2 separate regions of the Homo sapiens genome follow, and region 1 is linked to region 2. Evidence: chromatin contacts called from ENCODE Hi-C data. All regions are on one chromosome and are shown on one strand. Each heading gives the region's core, a stretch centred on a gene start or an enhancer-like site at or near the end of the contact. The rest is flanking DNA. Distances are from core to core; before and after follow the strand shown. Region 1 holds the start of TMEM60 (transmembrane protein 60). Region 2 holds the start of MAGI2 (membrane associated guanylate kinase, WW and PDZ domain containing 2).

Region 1 (5,052 bases), core at 1,669-4,168, 1.7 Mb after region 2:
GGCCTCCCAAAGTGCTGGGATTACGGGCGTGAGCCACCGCACCCAGCTTGACTGTAACCTGTCACATGAAGTCAAGTGTCTTGTGGCATCATCTTGGCACTCAAAAGGTTCCAGATTTTAGAGCATTTCAGATTTTCAGTTTACAGATGCTCAATCTGTATATATTGTATTATCGTCATTTGTTCAAATATCTATTTCTCCCATCAAATGAATGCTCCTCAAACACAGAGAAGGTGACTCCATCCCTTTATCTTCAGCAAAATCCAACAGTGCCTATTATACAATGATCTCAAAGTGTTACTGTGTACAATAGTGGATTCAATTTACGGTTTTGCAGTGTTATTTTCCACTGAGTAGTCTCCTACTATAAAGTCTCCAAGAAGCCAATTTTATTGTGGTAATAAAGTATAATGGCTTGGAATGTAGGCTTTGGAATCAGACTGCTTAGGTGTGAATCTCACCTCTACTGACTCATTTGTGAAGAAATCTTGAACAAATTAGTTAAACTAAGTCTTGGTTTGCTCATCTATAAAATGACAGTAATCAGTACCCATCTCACAGGACTAAAATGATTAAATAATATACAAGTAGTCCAACTATTTTCGAGTTTCATTTTATCCACATGACACCCTAAATTCTCTTCAGTTTAGTGAAGGTTTTTTTCATTACATATTCCTTGCAATTTTGCATTAAATGGACCAGCCAAAAAAAGTTCATGGTTTAAAAATTGGGTGGGCCACCTTCTTCATTTTTAGGGCCAACTGTCCAGTGCCAGTTTGGGCTCAAAAAAAGTTTACTCTTGGAGGCTTGACTATCTATGCAAGAGTGCCCCCATTGTATACTATACTTGTTTACTCACCACATTTTCATGCTCCACCAGAAAGTGGTCAAAATTGGAACACGAAAACTCTCCACCTCACTAACACCTAACTTAAAACTATCAGATGCATTCAGACAGCCAGTCTGTGTGGGAGGCAGGCTATTTCTGGGGCAAAAATATTTCCTGGAACCACTGTTTCTGGCCCCAGACATGGCTCATTCTCCGCAGACCTCCAGATTCCTCTCCTCTACGTTATGGAGGTGGAGCCACTACAACTGATAACGCATATCCATTTCCTTCTCTTAAAATTTGCAGTCCATACACCATATCCAAGTTAGGATTTCAAATTGTTATACTGTTTTGTGACTCTTTAGGCTAAAGTGTGCAGTTTCCAGACTTTCAGAATTCCCCTTCCAATATTAAAAATATGGTGAAAAAAGCCCAGTTTGAAAGAAAATAAACTTTACAAAAATACCTGAAAACAAGATCAAATACTAAGTCTCTTGCCAAAGTCTTGGAGAAAAAAAAAATGAAAGAAACGTTTAAAAATGGCAAAAGCTAACCAAAAACCTTAAGATTAAAGTATCACACCTGAAAAGTAGTCTCAAAGCAAGGAGGATATACTATTAACAAAGAAAGCAACCGAAAACTACAAAATATTTAATATTCACCATGAATTTCAAAATTACTTGGCATGTAAAGTACACACTGAGATTAATAAATTGTTCCAGATTCTGCACTGCCCAGGTTAGTATAAGGCAGTTCCTTGTTTTCGCCACGCTAAAAATAAGAAGGGTGACAGATTAGTGACAGAATGATCCCTGAAGTTACACAAGGAGGTGCTGAGTTAGAAAGCCATGACTCGAAGGACAATACCAGAATGCTGGCTGTCAACACTGGGCAGATAAAAATAAGAAAAGCTGAAGCATGCTGATGGAGCACGGTATTGTTTCCAGACGGGAACTATCCCTTAAGGCCCATGCCTTAAGCACCCACTCCGCCGTGTTGGGATCAGAAAACTCGACTGCCGCCTGCTCAGAGGGGGCAGGGCAGCGACCCTCCTTCCACCTCCTCCAGCGCGCGAGCCGCCGCCCCCTCCCGAGCCCGCTCCTCCGGCCGCTAGCTGACATCTCCCCGCCAGCCGGGCTAGCCACCCGAGACCCCTGAACGCCCTTCCAGGACCCGACGACCCCTCAGCACAGCGCCAAGGGAAGGAAGCAAAGGACAGGGGCCTGGAAGCGGGGCCCGAGGGGCGGGTGGCGCGCTGGGCTTCGGCCCGTCACCATCAAGACTTGAGGACCGCGCGAGCTCGGGAGGAAGGCGGCTGAGCCTCCGCCACCGGCCGACTGATGAGAAGGGGTCGCGGCTGACCCCGGCCCTCAGGTACGGGAGACTGCCGGGAAAGTCGCCGGCGACGGAGGGCGACGCGTTGGCCCCGGAGCCCCCACCTCCATCCCGACGACCGCTCTCCTCCCTCGTCCCGATCCATCCTCGAAATTCTGTCAGAACTCGACGACCTCCACACTGCCCACCCGAGCGCGGAGGTGATGCCGCTCTTACCGTAGGAGCGAGCGCCGCGCCGCTAGGAGGCGGCTGAGGTGCGCGCGGGAGACTCCGAAGCTAGCGCCGCCGCCAACAGAGCCCAAGGAGCCACAACGAGGCTGCCCGCGGGCGCGCTGCCTCCAGAGGGTTGCCCCACCCCCTCTCCCGCAGGATTTTGCGCCGGAGCCTGCAGTCACTGCGCGCGGGCAGGGAGGATGGGAGGAGGGGCGGGGCGTCCCGAGAGGGCGGAGCTGAGCGCCGGCTGCTCTGATTAACATCTGTGGGCCCAATGGGAGCACGGAAACTCCAGGCTGATCTTGGACTGACTTCCCTACTAACCCGTGACAGTAGAGAGGCGGGACCAATGGGTCTTTTTATTGCCGCCTTTCTGTCGAACCCGAAAGTAAGGAAAGGTCGGTTGGTTTGCACTGGCGGACAAATGGTCCAATTACCGCGGAAAAGGGACCTCTGAATCCAGATTGGCGTCCTCTCTACCTATAGGGTAGGCTCAGGGGCGGTGAGAACCAGCCCCGGATGTGGGCGCGGCACTGAGGTAGAACTGAGAGATCCTCTACCGCAGTCGTTTGAGGAGGCGGAACTGAAGTTTTTTCTTAATTATCATGTGACGGGTTCTGGATTTAATGGGGGGAAAAGGGCGGAAAAGGACAAGGATCCAAACTGGCGAATTTGCTGATCTTCGCGTCCCTCTCCGCTTTCCGGCCGGCAGCGCTGCCAGGTGAGTCTGGGGCTCTGCCCTAGCCCGCACCGTACGCCGGCGCTGGTCTCCTGATGCTTCCGTGGGCTGTGCGGCCGACCCTCAACCCATCACACAGCCAGCCCCAAACGCGCACACGCCTGCTTGGCTCCAGGGCTTCTGTGCGCATCCAGCAGGAACCGTGTTAAACTCCAGCATGTGCTGGGCTTACAGCCCATGAAAGGGGAGCGTCCCGGTGGGGCGCCGCGAGCCGACTGTCGGTGTTTGCAGAAGGGCAAGTATAGTTTAGGAGCGTCCTGAAGTTCCAGGGGCAAATAGGCCCCCAGATGAGCTAAGTTGTAAGCAGAACGCTGTTCCTTTGGCCAAGGCTGTTGCTGCACGGGCTTTTCAAAAGCGACTCATTATGAAGAAGAATAAATATGTGGGCTCATGAAGCAAAATTATCTTTGGGATGAGGCAGGTTCACTTGGTAGACTACTGGCAGTGGCGAGAGAAGGGAAATGGGGGCTGATACCCAGCCGTGGGCTATGTGGGTGGGGCTCTATATATGTCCATACAGGGGTAACTCCGAAGGTTTTAAAAATGAGTAAGGAATCATTAACAAATATTTAACTGTCTTCCTAGTGCCAGAAATAACCACCTTAAATGGGAAACATTTTAGTTGAGCACATTTTTGGAGTACGCACCTCCCCCTTTCTTGTGGAGAGAATAGTAGGAAACATAACGACTGCTCAAATTGATGAAGACGTAAATGTAAAACTGGGATCGTATGTCATCGTTGTAGCTCAGCATACAGGCGTACAATCCTTCAATCGTCATTTAAGTATCAGCAGTGCTTCCCCATTGAGGGTATTTCCGTGCAAGAACATAACAGAATTTTGTTGCATCCCACATTATAAATCTTGTAGGCACAATAAGATTGTTACTTGCATCCTTTCACCTCCAGCCCTAAAGCACCTGTGGTAAGTACAGCCAAATGTAAGAAAAAAATGAAGCTTGTCTTATCCGATAGCAGATGGAACAGTTAGGTTTAAGCAAGTGTATAATCATAAACCGTTTTTCAGAGGTTCACAAAAACGGCCTGATAGATTGGAGGTGGGGATTGTGCAATTTACGGGATGAAATCCATCCATGGTTATTAATCAACACACACCCCTCCAACCCTGCTTCCAAATTCAGTCCCACATCCCACTCTATGGCAGCCTCTGGCCGGGAAAGGAAACCAACACAGAAAAATGCCTCCTTAGAAGCAAAATTACTGCAGTATGAAGCCTTTGCCAATTAAGTAAACAAGTTTAAGTGCCACTAGATGGGTATAAGGGAAAAGAGGTGAGTTAGGAGACTAATACTTAACTGTTGAAATAGAACAGATGTGTCCTCTTGCACTGTGATAGCCACCCACTATTTAAAGTAGTAGAGATGTTGCACAGTACATCAAAGTTAGTTCTAAAATATAATTGAGCACGCTAATCTAGGGTATTTGGCTCAATTAGCCAGTTCCTTCACCTTTTCCCTGTTATCTTCCTGCATCTTTCCTCCTACCACGCATGCTTTTGTTCCTATCCCTAGCACCTTCTGATCTTTTTCTCTTTCCATCAAGTATCCTCTCTCATCTTCAGTGTCATTCCCCATTGGCTTATTTCTGTTTATAGTCATAAATTCTTCCTTTCCTGAAAATTTCTTCTTTCAGTTTCATATACCCTATCTTTCATTTTTCTCTTCTCCAAATGCCTCAAAGGAATAAAATGTTCTCAATTGTTTCCATTTCTTGGTCTTCTGTTAACTCCTTACCCAGCTGCATGCAGTCTGGCTTCTGATTTCCCATTCTACTTATCCTTTTTCCAAGTGGCCATAAAGGTTGGTATAAAAAACTTAAGTAGAGGAACATATCATAAACCTATATGTGAAGATTAAATATAATAAATGCTATCCCAAGCTAAGTTTTATGCATTCATAATCAAAATTCTAGGTTTTC
Region 2 (5,079 bases), core at 2,524-5,023:
ACATCAATATAATTCTATAGGGGAGCCTCAGGGTGTAAATTACACCTCAGGTTTTCTTGCTACTAGAGGCAAGACGGCTGGTCTTTTATACTCTATAGGAAAGTCCTTGGCAAAGGGTATCCTGGGAAAGAAGTAAACTTGCAGGTGGTTCTGTCTGGCTCTCTATGCCAGTACACAAAGTGAGTCTAGTAGTGTTTGGGCCTTCCTCCAAAGAGATTCTCGGGGCAGGCTGTGAGAAGTAAAAGAACACAGAAGCTAGAGGAAGGATACTCAGATTCAACCAAAGGGATCCTAGGAGATCTGGGTGGAGACTATGTCTGCCACAAGCATCTATCTCATAGAACTCTTCTAAGAACTGAATGCATTCATATCTTTCTTTCTTTGGCTTTTAGGATTCCTAAACTATTTTTCTTCTGGAATAGCATGCAATATTTAGCACTCTGCTCTACACTCAGAGTGCTCAGTGATGAAATAATTTTTTCTTGACATAGCATCAAATCCAAAAAGGGTAAAGGCAGTGGAGAAATTAAGCGAATATGAGGAATACCATAAGAGAAAGAAAAAAAATCTGATCCCAATTTCTGACTCCAAGGATAGTGCTTTCCTCAGGGTTCCACTTTTATCAGTTAAGATCCAGTCAAAGGGTATTGACTATTAGGACAGGAAAAAATCCCACTAAAGAATACAGTAATAGTGGTTATTGGGAACAGCCACTATCTCTCAGGCTCTAGGAGAGTACCCAAGGAGGGAATAACTGAGTAGAACTTCCCCCTACCCACCCTCCACCCTACTAAGCCTGAAAGTAGGCGCTCATTGGAAATAATATGGCTGTGGTCCACTTAATGATCCAGAAATTTAAGGTGTCACACACTGGGCTGCTGAGGAAACCATCAGCTGTGTTTTCAGTAAAACTTGCTAGGAAGCCATTCCACTGACATGCCAGTGGTACTCCATAGAAAGACACATACTAGGGAACTGGCCAAATTTACTGAAGATTATGTAACATGGCCTTCTTGCACACCACTGGTCAGAAAGTCACTCACTGGCCACCACACCGTAGGAGCAAGCAGGAAAGCACTGGAACCAAGAAAAGGAGCCCCTTTCTTTCTGCAGTGTTCCCCTAGCACCTTCTATTGACAAAGCTAAACACTGTGCCAACTGACCATAAAGACGTTTACAGATTTCAGCTCTAATGTCACAATTTAGGGCAAAGAAGGGTAGCTGTGAAGTTGAAGAGCACTAAGTTAACTGGCACTGACCTCAGTGACACTCCTGGGATTTGGGGGATGGGAGGAGCATGCTGTTATGCCCAAATCCTGCTCCGTTTGTTTACTTTTTTCCTAATTGTCTCTGAAAGAAAGAGCAGGCCCAATCTTTTGGGACACTATGTAGTGAGAACTGGTATGACACATCGTAAGTGCACAGAGAGTTCAATTCAGTAACTGAGACAAAGTCTAGAGCCGAACCACTTGGGTCTGAACGTTAGCTTCACTATTAACAAGATTTGTAGCCTTGCAAAAGTTCATCCTTGTATACCTCAGTTTCCTTACCTGTAAAAGGAGATAACAGTACCTATTTTATCAAAATGTCAGGAGAAATTAAGTATTATGTGTAAAGCCTATAAAACAACATCTTGCATGTAGTTAGAACCTAATAAATATTAGTATATTCCATGAATGGTAGCTTGTCATTTGGTTTTACAATATGTATATATTCGGTTCTCATGATGAGTTTCCATTTAGAACTATGCCTCATAATGCTAACACTCAACTTCTCTGGGTGAGATTAGGCTTTGCTATCAAGTCTTGCCTACTCCTGGGCATTGCCTGCAGCTCTGGCTTCAGATCCTGGCACTGCCCCTGGCTCACTGAATAAGCTTCAACTAGTGCAGCCAACTTACGGAGGATCTGTTTTCTCAAGTGAAAAAAAGACACAAGGTTAAACAAATCATCTTTTTTTAAGATCTCTTCCAGTTCTGACTACATTTGATCCCCCTCATCCCCAAGTAGTAAGTTATACCTAAGAGGGAAAGAGGAGGGAATTATCATTTCGAACTCCTACTCACCTGTGCCAGGAGAGCACTGCTGTGACTGATTTCCCTGATTTCATCCTCACCACAGTCCTAACAGATTAGTATTGTTAAAGTCCATTTAACAACTAAGAAAGCTGAGGCTCAGGAAGGTCAAGCAGTTTACTCAAGATCATATTCTCAGTAAGCCGCAGAGTCTGGATTGAAACCTGGTCTTTCTGTTTGGGTCGACTCAACATTTTTAACCGTATTGTTTGCCTCCTACATCGCCTTCATCTCAGACATTAAGAATCCTACCTATTCAATGCTTTTCATCCTCCGCTTTAAAGAGATAAGTGGGTGCACAACTTTTTTTTTGCCTGAAACATATCATCTAAAAGTTAAGCAAATGAAATTCATTTACCAGTTACAGGAATCTTTTTCTTAAATCACTGTTAATGTCTCACAGGAAATTAGCTCTTCAGTGGAAATCAGCAGCCTCCCTGCATCCTTTTGCCCCTGTCCTCCCCTCTCTTGGATGCAAACCTGGCGAAAAGAAGGGAACACTGCTTGGGGTCAGCGAGCTGAGTTCCAGCTCCGAATGTACCATTTTCACCCTCGGGAGTCTTCTCCCCTTTCTCTGTGAGCAAAGGAGTGTTGGGCCAGACCGTCTTAAGGATTCTTCCCCAGGTACAAGCCGGACTCTGGCGGCTTTCCTGGGCAAGGGAGTGTCTCCGCCTTGTCTCTGCCGCAGGTCCCTGGTTAAATTGTCAATTTCTCTGCGGAGGCTGCTCACTGCATCCGCTCCCTCCACCCCTAGCCCTGTAGACCCCTTCTCTTTCCCCTACTTGGGAAAAGTGAAGCCCCTTATCCTTGGATAGCCTTTCACCAGACAACCGCAGCCGTCCGCTAAATTCCCCTACTGGCGGGACGCGCGGGCGGGGGCCTGCCCCGGGGAATGCGAGGCTGCTTCCCTTCTGCGTAATCAGGGTACGCAGCCTCCAGTTCTCTAACTTTCTCCTTCTCTAAGAGGGAATTTCGAGAACTTTAAGACAAATAAGTGACTATATAGATGAAGACATGAAACCTCTCTACACAGTGAACTCCCCCACGCTACAAGGCTCCCAGGGATCCCAGGCCTTCTCCCGCAATGCCCCGCCGGGTCCCCCGCCCCAACTCCTTCTCACGGCAGGATCCCGCGCCAGGACGCTCGCAGAGCCCGAGATGTGGCACCAGGCGCGCCACAAGTCCAGGTCCCGCTATTTCTGCTCCATCGGAGCCCAGGTCGGAGGGAGTCAGCGCGTCCTCCTCGCACAGGAGCCTGGCGCGCGGCTCGGTCGCACAGAGGCTGAAGAAAGGTCCGCACTGGGCTCGAGGCCCTTCCTGCCGGCCTCCCCACGCCGGGCCTAGGCTCCCCTCCTTCCCGGCTCCCGCCTCCTCCCGTAGGCTGCCAGGCGGACCCAGCCTGCCTCTCTCTCTGCCTTCACTACCGGGTCAAGCTGCGGAGGGAGGGAGGGAGGCAGCGGCGAAGCCCTCCGTGGCTCCCCACCCGGCGCGCGCGCCCCTCCTCCCCTGCCTCCTCCCGTCTGCCAGTACAGTAGAACTAGTACACACACACACACACACACACACGCACACGCACCCTGCCACTGCAGCTGCCATGGATATCAGCTAACAACACACACCCAGGCGCGCGCGCGCGTTCCCACTCGCACCACGCAGGAGTGGCCCCCGGCATCCCTACCCTCCTTCCCCACCCCCACCACACCCGCTCACCAGCTCGGCTACTGCTCGCTCCGGCTGCCGCCGCCGCCGCCGCCGACGCCACCACCACTGCTTCCTCTGCTGCGGGGCCACAGCCTTGAGTGTCATTCAAGGGACAGCACAACCTCATCCAAGCTCTCCTACCTCTGCCCAGCCGTCCCTCTCATCCTCCCCATTCCTCGTCCACACTCCATCCAAAGAAGAGGGAAAGCACCGAATAGAGGGGGGCGAAGGCAAAGTCTGCTGTTCTTCCCCCTGGGCCCCCTTGCTCCTCCATCCTCATTCTCTCACCACCAGCCCCCCTAACCCCAAGGAGCCCAGGAACTGAGGCGACTCGCCCCACTGCCATGTCCAAAAGCTTGAAAAAGAAAAGCCACTGGACTAGCAAAGTCCATGAGAGTGTCATTGGCAGGAACCCGGAGGGCCAGCTGGGCTTTGAACTGAAGGGGGGCGCCGAGAATGGACAGTTCCCCTACCTGGGGGAGGTGAAGCCCGGCAAGGTGGCCTATGAGAGCGGCAGCAAATTGGTGTCGGAGGAGCTGCTGCTGGAGGTGAACGAGACCCCCGTGGCGGGGCTCACCATCAGGGACGTGCTGGCCGTGATCAAACACTGCAAGGACCCCCTCCGGCTCAAGTGTGTCAAGCAAGGTGAGAGCAGCGGCTTGCTCAGTGTTTTGCCGGGCGGTGGGACCGCTCGGGGCGCAGGGCAATGAAAGGGTGGCCGCGCATGTTGAAGGGGGTGTGTTGCGCGATGATGGGGTGGGGGCCAGAGAGCACCCGCAGTGCAAGTGAGTTTCGCCGGGGATTCGACTTGGGGGCTAAAGGGAGGGGAGGGGCAGGTTGTGGTGTGGCGTGCAACTTTGTTTGCTCAGTTAGACCCTCCCCTTTGGAAGGTGCTCGGCCTGGTCTGACCTCCTCAGAGCTGCTGGGGCAAATTGAATGTGCGTCAGTGGCATCACCCGAAGCGGATGAAGAGCTTTTGGGGAAGGGAGGAAGGAAGAAAAGAAAGAAAGAATGGGAGGAAGGGAGGGAAAGAAGGAAGGAGCAACTTCAGGGTGCAGCGGCATCACCAGCGGGTCTGGGAAGAGAAGGTGGTGGGGTGAGCGGAGAACTGCGTCCAGCGTTTCTGGGGCTGGGCTGGGGGCGCCTGGGTCCCCAGCTGTCCCTTAGGGATCCGTGAGCCACCGCTGGCGAAGAAAAGAAGGGACAAATTGCTTTGGGCGCTTTGACGGGTCTTCTGTAACTTTTCCCCTTCTTCACTCCGTGTCCCCCTCCCCCGCTCACGGTCGTGTCATGTGGGCATCGCG

The links. Hi-C counts contacts between places; a loop is a spot of excess contacts on that map. Pooled maps may share reads with other maps.
Region 1: a loop to region 2 is called in a map of ascending aorta, with 6 times the contacts of the local background. The contact joins the promoter of TMEM60 here to the promoter of MAGI2 in region 2. A Hi-C loop is called at or near these places in 3 of 168 maps with a recorded cell type or tissue (ascending aorta, chondrocyte and ovary) and 11 of 50 pooled maps.

The regions. Positions count from the first base shown.
Region 1 is chr7:77,796,300-77,801,351 of GRCh38, reverse strand. It overlaps TMEM60 (transmembrane protein 60), which reads left to right and starts at 2,918. Exons shown (of 2, transcript NM_032936.4): 1 at 2,918-3,098. PHTF2 (putative homeodomain transcription factor 2) reads right to left here and starts at 2,579. Exons shown (of 19, transcript NM_001395272.1): 1 at 2,381-2,579. RefSeq lists a silencer at 2,499-2,638 and an enhancer at 3,049-3,158.
Region 2 is chr7:79,452,361-79,457,439 of GRCh38, reverse strand. MAGI2 (membrane associated guanylate kinase, WW and PDZ domain containing 2) reads left to right here and starts at 3,773. Exons shown (of 22, transcript NM_012301.4): 1 at 3,773-4,420. The coding sequence starts at 4,120. MAGI2-AS3 (MAGI2 antisense RNA 3) reads right to left here and starts at 4,483. Exons shown (of 4, transcript NR_038346.1): 1 at 4,249-4,483; 2 at 3,785-3,853. RefSeq lists an enhancer at 5,033-5,079.